3 separate regions of the Mus musculus genome follow, and regions 1 and 3 are each linked to region 2. Evidence: chromatin loops called from intact Hi-C (ENCODE). Cell type or tissue: left cerebral cortex. All regions are shown on one strand. Links, peaks and the distances in the headings refer to the core of each region. The heading gives the core; the rest is flanking DNA.

The links. A loop is a pair of places that touch in the nucleus more often than their neighbours do. Peaks named below come from ENCODE experiments on the same cell type or tissue, not always from the same donor. Only the 100,000 strongest peaks of a DNase experiment are listed, where the experiment ranks them.
Region 1: a loop joins it to region 2, with 2.7 times the contacts of the local background. A loop is called at or near these places in 2 of 42 quality-filtered maps.
Region 3: a loop joins it to region 2, with 2.2 times the contacts of the local background. A loop is called at or near these places in 2 of 42 quality-filtered maps.

Annotation. Positions count from the first base shown.
Region 1 is chr2:29,475,401-29,477,900 of GRCm38, reverse strand. All of the region lies in intron 4 of Med27 (mediator complex subunit 27), which reads right to left. Among named protein-coding and RNA genes, the nearest start is that of Mir133c, 1.4 kb to the right of the region's middle. In left cerebral cortex, for the core only: a CTCF peak has its summit at 987 (motif pointing right); no DNase peak of the experiment used is centred there.
Region 2 is chr2:29,341,770-29,347,145 of GRCm38, reverse strand. Med27 (mediator complex subunit 27) reads right to left here and starts at 336. Exons shown (of 8, transcript NM_026896.5): 1 at 99-336. The coding sequence starts at 301. In left cerebral cortex, for the core only: CTCF peaks have their summits at 455 and 1,490; a DNase peak (open chromatin) is centred at 363; H3K4me3 peaks cover 583 bases; H3K27ac peaks cover 351 bases.
Region 3 is chr2:29,464,143-29,466,642 of GRCm38, reverse strand. The region is part of intron 3 of Med27 (mediator complex subunit 27); the gene reads right to left. Among named protein-coding and RNA genes, the nearest start is that of Mir133c, 9.9 kb to the left of the region's middle. In left cerebral cortex, for the core only: no CTCF peak of the experiment used is centred there; DNase peaks (open chromatin) are centred at 72, 373, 745 and 1,367; H3K27ac peaks cover 1,591 bases.

The DNA.
Region 1 (2,500 bases), core at 1-2,500, 130 kb before region 2:
TGTGCCTGAGCCAGGCTTCAACCACCGACTTGGTTTGCTGGGCTGCTCTGGCTCACTGCAGGAGATCACGCACAGCAGAACCTCTAGTCTCCATCCACTCAGATGCCTACAAAAACCTCTAGGGATCGCCACATACCTCTTAGGAGGCAACAATCAAGTCAAGAACCATCATCGCAACATCATATAGTAACATTATAAAGTCCAGGCAGGTTGTCCACACACACACACACACACACACACACACACACACACACACACACACACACACACACATAAAACCACAATTAAAGAGGTCATGAATTTGAAAGAGAGCAAGGGGTGGGGGATATATTGAAGAGTTTGGAGGAAGGAAGGGAAAGCAGAAATGATATAATCTCAGAAAATTATTTAAAACTAAACAAATCACCGAAGGAACCAGGGCTGCCCTAAGCCAAGCAAGGTCACGGTGAGACCTAGAGCAAGGCCAAGGCAGAGGCAACACCAGGCAGCAGGAGGAGGAGGTGACCTTTAGCCATCAGGACCAAAACCAAGGGCCAGTAATGCTCTGAGCAGAGCTGTTTATAAGAATCTGTAAAGAAAATAACAGAACATTTCCTATCAGAATAATTCGTACCCCAACAATTTGAATAAAATGTACTAAACAAAACAATGGGCAAAACATTAGTGAAAAAATTAGTATGAGTAAGATATTAGTTCTTAAAAACAACATAATATCTTGCAAATATATTGAATTAAAATGGAGACAAAAAATATACTTAGCAATCTAAATAAAGCCTCTCCCCAAAGGAGTGACGTCCAAAGGGAGAGGAGACGGCTTCCTGTGTGGGGAGGGGTGGAGAGCTCACAGGGCTGTGCAGAGTGGATACTATACTATACTATACTTGCAGGTAGCTGAGGCAGGTTCTATGTTGCTAAAGATTTAAAACACTAAAAATTCATGTATGCATGTGTGTCTGTATATGTGTACCTGCATGCAGATGCCAGTGGAGGCCAGAAGATGGCATTAGAACCCCTAGAGCTGGAGCTATAGATGGTTGTGAGCCCCTCAATGTGGGAGGCATTGAACTATTACCCATTTGAAAAACAGTGAGCACTAACCACTGATCCATCTCTTCAGCCCCTCAATGTTATTAAATAAATATAAAAGGGTCATACCTAGATCAGCAGGGGCATGTGTCACTCTAAGATTAGGATAAAATCAATTCACAAAACCTCACAACCTTCTGAGCCCTAGCCCAGCCTGGGAGGCTAAGCCTGACTTGGGGTGCTTTGTGTCTTCCCTCTTCCTGTTTTCCTGCTCTCTAGCGGAGCCTGACAAGTCTTTCTCTTTCCCTGGTTAATTCTCTTGGACCCTGCTTCACTATACTTCCTGCAGGTTTTGGTTCCTAGCACACCGCCCACCCCCCACAACACCTCTCCTCTTTCCTACATTCCCAACCTACTTCTGCTCCTTAACCCTGTCACTCTAACATAAGGCCAATGTGGCTGCTCTCTGTTCCTACTCTCTAGACTGCACTCACTGGCAAACCTGGCAGCGTGGGAACTCCAGCACCGAGGTCTATGCCCTTCTTGCCTGGTGCTGTAGAGAGAATTCACTGAATGGTAGGATGGGCTTCTTCTCCAGCACAGCTCACGGTCACTTTGACACCAGGGCAGGGACATGCCAAAAGGCTGGGCTTCCAGGGAACTCTAGTTGGTGTCTGATTAGTTCCCTGTGTTTGTATCCCAAGTGATCCCAGGAAAGTTTCTCTTGGACTCACTTATAGAAGCACAACTGCTGGGTGCAGGCAGTGGTTCTCAATGTGTATGTGGACGGGTTGTCATCTTCCTAGGAGTTAACCTGCTCTTGGGGAACAGGGCACATGGAGATCCAGGGGTCTGCATAAGGCCAGCAACTCAGGATTTCTAAGTAGCCTGCAAGGAATGTGCATTTGTGGGAAACTACCCCGTGGGCCTGAGGACTGCTCAAGCACCAGAGCTACTGAACTCAGTTTGAAAGTCCAGTGGCAGCAGCAGGGAACAGTTTAGGTGTTAGGGAGTCTCCCAACCTCACATAACGGGCAGAGTGGCATGGAGTAGCTTGTCCAACAGCTTAAGGAAGGAGGTATCATCGAGGCAGGAGGGCTAAGGTGTAGCTCTGGAGAGATGTGTACACAAACTTGAGGTTTTGATAAACCAAATTAACATCTAAATTAACATTACAAACTACCAGGGTAATTTCAAACATTACAGCGAAAGTTCCATTTTCTTATTTTCTTATACCTAGTTATCAGTCAAAAACTGGAGATGATACTGCTTTAAGCGATGCGAGAAGCCAGCAGCTTGTTCCAGTCTGACTCAGTTAAGCTCTTACAATATTTTGACTGTTGGAGGAAAATTAATAATGGGATGTTAGGCAGTAGATTAGCTGAGACTAAATATCAACACAGCTAGGTTTATTTCTGGATGACTGAGATCATCCTTCCGAGAACAGCAGCAGCCCTCATTATACCACGAGCTA
Region 2 (5,376 bases), core at 1-2,500:
AAAGGAGAGAGGCCCGTGACTGGGCAGACTGGCGCGGGATCCGGGCGGGACAGGTGCCAGAAGGGTCCTCAACCCCGATCCTTTCAGCCAGTACCTACTTGAGGTCCCGGTTGACGGAATGCAAGTTGTCCTGGAAGTTCGCGATGAAGGCCTTCTCGCGGCCCTCCAGCGTCTCTTTGTTGCGCATGCCATCCTTAAGGCAGTCGAAGACCCTACTCACGCTAGAGCGTAGCGCCTGGATGGCGCTAATAGCCTGCGAAAAGGCCTCCAGGTTCACACCAACGCTCAGCACGTCCGCCATGTTGCAGCTGTCACAGCCGGCTTTCCAGAGTCCACAGCCTGAGCGGCGCGCGGCGCTTCGTGATGACGTTGTCCTAGGAGGGTATTGGGATGTGTAGTTTGCGACGTGGCTCCCATCCAGGAAGCTCTAGCGAACTTGGAAAAACAGCGCCAGTCTGACTGAATGAGAGAGTTGACCACAAGTTATGATCTCCATCTAGGGAAGTCATTTTGTCCTCTCCTTTTGCTTAATAGTGAATGACAAAGAAATGCAGAAGCCCACTGTGTATCTCCAAAATTTGAACAGTCACATAGGAATTTCTCAAAACAATAAAATGTCCCCAGAGTACATGAATGAGTCCATATTCATAAATAAAGGGGAAGAACTCTCTTACCTGTAGTAAAATGCCAACACATAAATGAAGGCAGAGTGATACAAGAAAACTGCCACTTGGCAGCCTAAATAATTGGTTAAGGTATGAATCAATTGATGTTTTTTCGAAACAGCAAGGTATTCTATATAGTTTCAAAACGTTTTTCTTTATGAAACTTAAAAGGAAATAGAAAACATTTGGGCTACATGAGGACCTGTGTCCAAAAAGTAAATTAACAATAATAATAATAATAGAAATTATGGTATGTGTCCAAAAGAATTGAAAGCAGTGTCTAAATGAGATGTTTGTACTTCCATATCCACCGCAACCTCATTCACTATAGTCAAGTGTGAAAGGAGCCAGATATCTACCAACGTATAAGCAAATAAGCAAAATGTGATTATATATGATACAAATTGATATATACTGTGACATCAAAATGGACAATATACCTTTCAAGTTAATGGAAGATCAAAACAGGGAAAATAGACCTTGCAGCTTAGGGGATCTGTTTGCAGTTAAGACAGTTAAGAATAAGTTCCTCTGTCCTGTGCAGGCTAAAGTTTCTGTTTGTAATTAAAGAATAAGTTCTATTTGCCTCATGTTAAGTCCTTGCAAGTTAGGGTTTTTATTTGTAATTAAGAATAAGTTCCTGGGACTAGAGAGATGGCTCAACGATTAAGAGCACTGACTGCTCTTTCAGAGGTCCTAAGTTCAATTCCCAGCAACCACATGGTGGCTCACAACCATCTGCAGTGGGATCAGATGCCCTCTTCTGGTGCATCTGAAGTCAGCTACAGTGTACTCACATACATAAAATAAAAATAAATCTTAAAAGAAAAAAAAAAGAATAAGTTCTTGTTCTTTTTGTTTGGTTTGTTTTTGTTTGGTTTTTCGAGACAGGGTTCCTCTGTGTAGCCCTGACTGCCCTGGAACTCACTCTGTAGACCAGGCTGGCCTTGAACTCAGAAATCCACCTGCCTCTGCCTCCCAAGTGCTGGGATTAAAGGCGTGTGCCACCACTGCCCTGCCAAGTTCTTGTTCTTTAGGTAAGCTGCAAAACACGTTTTCAACCTCTACACTAAACTCGTGACCACATTCACTAGATGAGCATCCCTCCCCTTGTTCCTCCCTTTCATTGCATCTTTCTAACAGTCGTCTGTGTGAGCACTCTCCTATAAAAAGGACCTCAAGGGGCTGTGTATTAGTCAGGGTTCTCTAGAGTCACAGAACTTATGGACAGTCTCTAGATAGTGAAGGAATTTATTGATGACTTACAGTCGGCAGCCCAATTCCCAACAATTGTTCAGTCGCAGCTGTGAATGGAAGTCCAAGGATCTAGCAGTTACTCAGTCTCACACAGCAAGCAGGCGAAGGAGCAAGAGCTAGAGCTAGACTCCCTTCTTCCAATGTCCTTATATTGTCTCCAGCAGAAGGTGTAGCCCAGATTAAAGGTGTGTTCCTTAAACTCCAAGATTCAATCTTCTGGAATCCATAGCCACTATGGCTCAAGATCTCCATACCAAGATCCAGATAAGGATCTCCAAGCCTCCAGATAAGGGTCACTGGTGAGCCTTTCCAATTCTGGATTGTAGTTCATTCCAAATATAGTCAAGTTGACAACCAGGAATAGCCACTACAGGCTGCTCTCCCAAATCCTGACTTGGGGTGAGTCAGCTGGCTAGCCACTCTAGATTCACCCCCAAATAGATTACTTTAGTTGGACAACAGTGGATTTGGTCTTTTCTCCTCTAGATTCTCAGGTTTAACATTACCTTTTTTCCTAAGAGGGAAATTCTGACACATGCCAATCAGATAACATCCTAATAACATCTGCAGATTCATGAATCATTTTATTGTTTAGGCGTGATGATAAAGACCTGTAACCCCAGAACTTGAGAGTAAATCAGAAGTCTAGGACTTAAAAGTCAGCATAGGTGCAGCATGGGTGCTATACCAAAAGAAAAAAAAAAGACATGTTTGGGGGCTGGGCAGAGGCTTAGTGACTAAGTGCACTGGCAGCTCTTATAGAGGGTGTGGGTTTGGTTCCCAGAATCCACATGGCAGCTCACAATCAGCTGTAATTGCAGTCCAAAGGGATCTCTTGCCCTACTCTGGCCTTCAAGATCACAGCACACACGTGGTGTACAAGTGTGCTTGTAAGCAAAATACCCGTACAAATAAAATAAAATGAAGAGGGACGGCACACATTTGCCAGTGACAATTTCACAGATGAAACTGGAACAAAAAACTATAGGAAGCAAAACTGTCACACACAAAAAGACAAATATCCTAAGATTCTGTTTTTATGAAGTATAGAAGCAGTCAAAATCGAATGGTGAGAATGTGAAATTGTAGCTTCCAGGGGCTGGTTTCCAGTAAAGTTCACACATCTAAAGAAAAGACTTCTAGCATAGACACTGTAGAAAGAAGAGAGTTTGGGGTGTAAACAAAATATTTCCCAAATCTGGTGCTGCAGTTTAAGGCATCTTACTTATTTTTCGGCCGTGTCTACTATGGACACACAGTTTGGAACAGAGAAGATAGAGGAGCAAGAAGGAGTTCATGATGCTGACCTTCATTGTGTCGTCATATCAATCAGGAAGATGAGCCCTTCTGGGGTTTCTAGGAGCAACAAAAAGAACCAGCTGTACCTAAGGATGTAGCTCAGTGGTAGACTGTTTGTCTGATATATGTGAGGCTCTGGATTCAGTCTCCAGTCCCAGGACCTGAATTGGTTATGGGGAAGCTTCAGGGAAAGAAGAGTTTAGCCTGTCATCTCAGGAACATTAAAGAAAGTGGACTTGGAAAAGTCTCTGTGGATGGCAGATGGAAACGCTTACAGAGCAATGTAAATGAATGGTTACACAGCACTGTAACAGACAGAATGCCACAGAACCAGGTGTGTACGATACAAAGGAACAAACCAGAGACTAGAAAGCTGGCTCAGCAGGTAGGGGCACTTGTTGCTCTTGCAAAGGGCCTGAATTAGGTTCCTGGAACCCACTCAGTGGCTCACAACCAGTTATCTGTAACTCCAGTTCCAGGAGGTCTGATCTGTTTGGGCATCCAACACACCATGATGCATACACAAAGATGCAAGCAGAAAAAAAAAATACACACACACACACATAAAGATTTTTTAAATAATTAAATAAAATTTAAAACTTAAAAAAAAATCTCAGAACATCTTTTTTAAAGCTTAGTAATATAAAAGATTGCTTAGCAGGTAAAGACAGCCTGGATTCAGTCTCCAAGCCAAACATAGTAGAAAAGCAGTACCAATTTCCACAAGTTGTCCCCTGACATAAACACAAACATCCATACCATGCAATAATAATAGTGTGGTGGTGGTGATGATGATGATGCATTTAAAATGATTTATTTATTTATTTATTTATTTATTTATTTATTTATTTATTATTTAATGTATACTAGTACACTGTAGCTGTCTTCAGACACACCAGAAGAGGGCGTCAGGTCCCATTACAGATGGTTGTGAGCCACCATGTGGTCTCTGGGAATTGAACTCAGGACCTCTGGAAGAGTGAGCTTAACTGCTGAGCCATCTCTCCAGCCCCCAGTAATACATTTTTTAAATGGGGAGAAAATAGACTAGACTTTACAGACACTAGCTTACCTGAGGGGTCAGGATCAGTGTTACTGGGGACAGAACACACTGTGTTCTTCCAGACACTATGTACTGAAAGGAGACACTGAGACTTCTGTTCGGTTCCTGCTCCCACTACCCCTCCCAAGAATGCAAACCTTGAATTTAATAAGAACCTAAACTGAAAACTAACCTCAAACTGAAATGCATGCAACAGAATAATTGACCTGTTGGAGTTTTGAACAGAATAATAATATTGTGTTAACAAGAGCTCATGAAGGCAGAGAAGCTGCTCCAGGCCAGGGGTTGCTTTCAGGATCTGACAACAGAGCGCAATGCTGTCCCTAGGCTCGTCGGACTGACACAGCTGCGGAAGTCTGAGAAAGGTCTGTAAATTAGTTGTGAGCATTTTGCCCATGACAATTCCATGGCATTATTCATCATGCTGTGATTACAGAAGAAGATCCCCTTGTTTGGGGGAATACATCTATACTATGTGAAAAAGACCGTCACTGTGTCGATATAAGAAAGGAAATACCACGGGGATGCTTATTTGGAGAGAGGAAGACAAGCAAATGTACCAAGGTGTTGGGCAGCAGTCCTGCCACATGACAATTCATATATATATATATATATATATATATATATATATATATATGTATATATATATATATATATATATATGTATATATATATGTATATATATATATATACACACATATATATATGTATGTATGTATGTATGTGTGTATATATATATATATGAATTGTAAGTTAGAAATGATGTCACTACCCATTATTTTAGGTGGCTTCATGATTTTAGGGCAGGGAAAGTAAAATCACAGTCCAGAAGGCAAGCAAACTCTTCCTTTCTGCCAGGCTATGCTGACAGAATGGTGTGTGTGCCTAATAATTCCCACCTTCTCCTCAGCCTGACTGTAGCATCTCAACTTTAATCCATTGGTTCTGAAAGTTTAAGGGTAGATTCTGGGGACTGGAGAGACAGCTGCAATGTTAAGAGCACTGGCTGCTCTTACAGAGGACCCAGGTTTGGCTCCCAGAAGCCATGTGACTGATCACAGCCACCTGTAACTCCAATTTCACAGGATCCAA
Region 3 (2,500 bases), core at 1-2,500, 120 kb before region 2:
CAGACTGAGAGGTGGGACTGCTAAGTCACATGGTGCTTCTGCTTTAGCCTTCTGAGGACCTTCCCTGCTATTCCCTGGCATTGCACTCACATCCGGTCCCCATCAGTGTGTGAGCGTCCCTTCCTCCCACGTCCTCTCAGCACTCAGCTCTTGTAACAACTCCTCTCTCCACACCAGGCTGTGATCTGACAAGAGGTGCCAGCTTTGCAGGGCAAAGCCACACAACCCATGCCTTCTAGGGGTCTTTGCTTGTCTAGGAAAAGCCTCCTCTGTTTTCAGAACCACTCCTGAGACAGGGCTCAGAAAGGACTCAAGTCTCAAGTCCTCAGAGGCCAAGGCGAGCCTCCAACGCAGCTATCGCTCCCTCCCTTCCAGCCTCAGCTGCCACCCCCTTCCTTACACTGAGCAATCTTCCTGAAGCACTCTTTGCCCAGCCAGGCCCACCACAAATCCCTGGTTATTCTTCCGTAGGCTAACTTCCTCAGGAAAGCCTTCCCTGGCCCTGTCCTGTTCACATCTCTCCATCAGTACATCCTACCCCACACAGCACTTTCAAATTCTGTCACCTCTGCACATTTCTAACTACACAATTTGTGAGTGATTATTTCTTTAAAGTCCTACTTCCCTGCAGTGTTCTGGAGGGTCATGTGACTGCTCTCTTCCTTGTACTACCCAGCGCCTTGCCACAGTGCCTGGTGCTCCTTGAATACTCATTGAATGGGTAGACAGTACATTAGAGATTGCCACATGGACCCAGGCTAGGCCATTATGCAATGAGATGCACAGTTCTCTGCAGCGGATGAAGAGGCAAGGTGTGGCAGAGGTCACTACATTAACCACGGAAAGGCATGCACAATGGCAGCCAGAGCTCATTGAAAATACACCTCAAAGAAAGCAACACAGAGCCTTTCAAGTCTTGAGGCTTAATGTCTGTCCACAGAACCCCTGCATCTGTTCTTGTAGAAGCTTAATGCCTTTTAGAAGCAAAAGCCTTCTAAAGAAGCACACTGTACCGGCACACCGGTTTTAAAATGCCACTTTTAATGAACTAATTAATTCTGCAAAACAGTAGTACAAAGATGTGCACTATCAAATGGAGACAACACCACCAAAACGATAACAAAAGGGAATGGGGAAGACGTTTCTAAAGATAACACTTCTGCAAAATATTCATTTTCTCCTCTACGCAGTAAGATATATTGCAAATGATTTGTTATTAAAGACTTAAAATATTATACTGGACAGATGGCTTAGCTCTCTAAGCCTGACCCCTCCTCAAAAGAGGGGGGGGAACCACCCACAAACACAACAAACCTGGCCCCAAGCCAATGATCTCATGCTAGTGCGATGCTTAGCTGTTCCAGCCGGATTTAAATAGCATTTACCCCACACAGTGTGTAAGATTCATGCTGTTCATTTTCTCCGCCCATACACACCCTCAGAGTTAGGGATACATGTACTAATAAACTAATTTTCCAGAGAGGATAAAGCCAGGAGTGACCATGGAGAGACATCTGCAAGATCTGGAAGTGAGTGAGGACTTCTCCCCACACCTGTCCATACCTATGAGCTTGAGTGGCCTCTGACAGTGGGCTGAGCAGATGGGGGCTTGTCTAATGACTCCACAGGAGTGAGGCTGGCTGAAACAACAACCAACCATTGATGCTGAAGGAGGGGCCTGGAGATGCAGGCCAAACTTGCTTGCATCCACATTTGTAAAATGTCGGTACTAAGGCTACTATGCAAGATATCTGGCTGCTCTCAAGAAATGAAAGGCAGTTGCTAAACTGTGTGCTGGAAGGCAGGGATGGATATGCTGAGGACAGAAACAGGAGCACCTGCTCAAGTCACTCCATCTCTCAACATGCCCTTCCCATCCCAACATGAGAGCCACTAGCTGACTCCTCCTAAGGAGGATGCTCACATACTTAAACATCTCCTTGTGAAACTCCACATCTACATAAGAGGGTTGGCAAGTTGGGGAAGAGTGGCTTCCCGGGAAGGAGAGTGGCCAGGGGTGGGTAACCTTGCCCCCTACTTTGTAGCTCATGTATGTGTGCACATGATCACTTTATACACTCAGGTGAACACCCAGGGAAGCAAAGTACTCAGTCCTCCAATTCCAAAAGCTGACCAGCATAGAGACCAAACACACAACGAGGCCAGTCAAGCCTGGCTGCTGTCGGTCCAGCAGCTTCTCAGGTTCCCTGACATCTCACGAACTACACCCGTCAAATGCTACCAGGAAAGGGGACTTTTTTTTTTTTTTTTTACTTAGGTATTTTCCTCATTTACATTTCCAATGCTATCCCAAAAGTCGCCCATACCCAACCCCCCAACTCCCCTACCCACCCACTCCCACTTTTTGGCCCTGGCGTTCCCCTGTACTGGGGCATATAAAGTTTGCAAGTCCAATGGGCCTCTCTTTCCAGAGATGGCCGACTAGGCCATCTTTTGATACATATGCAGCTAGAGTCAAGAGCTCCGGGGTACTGGTTAG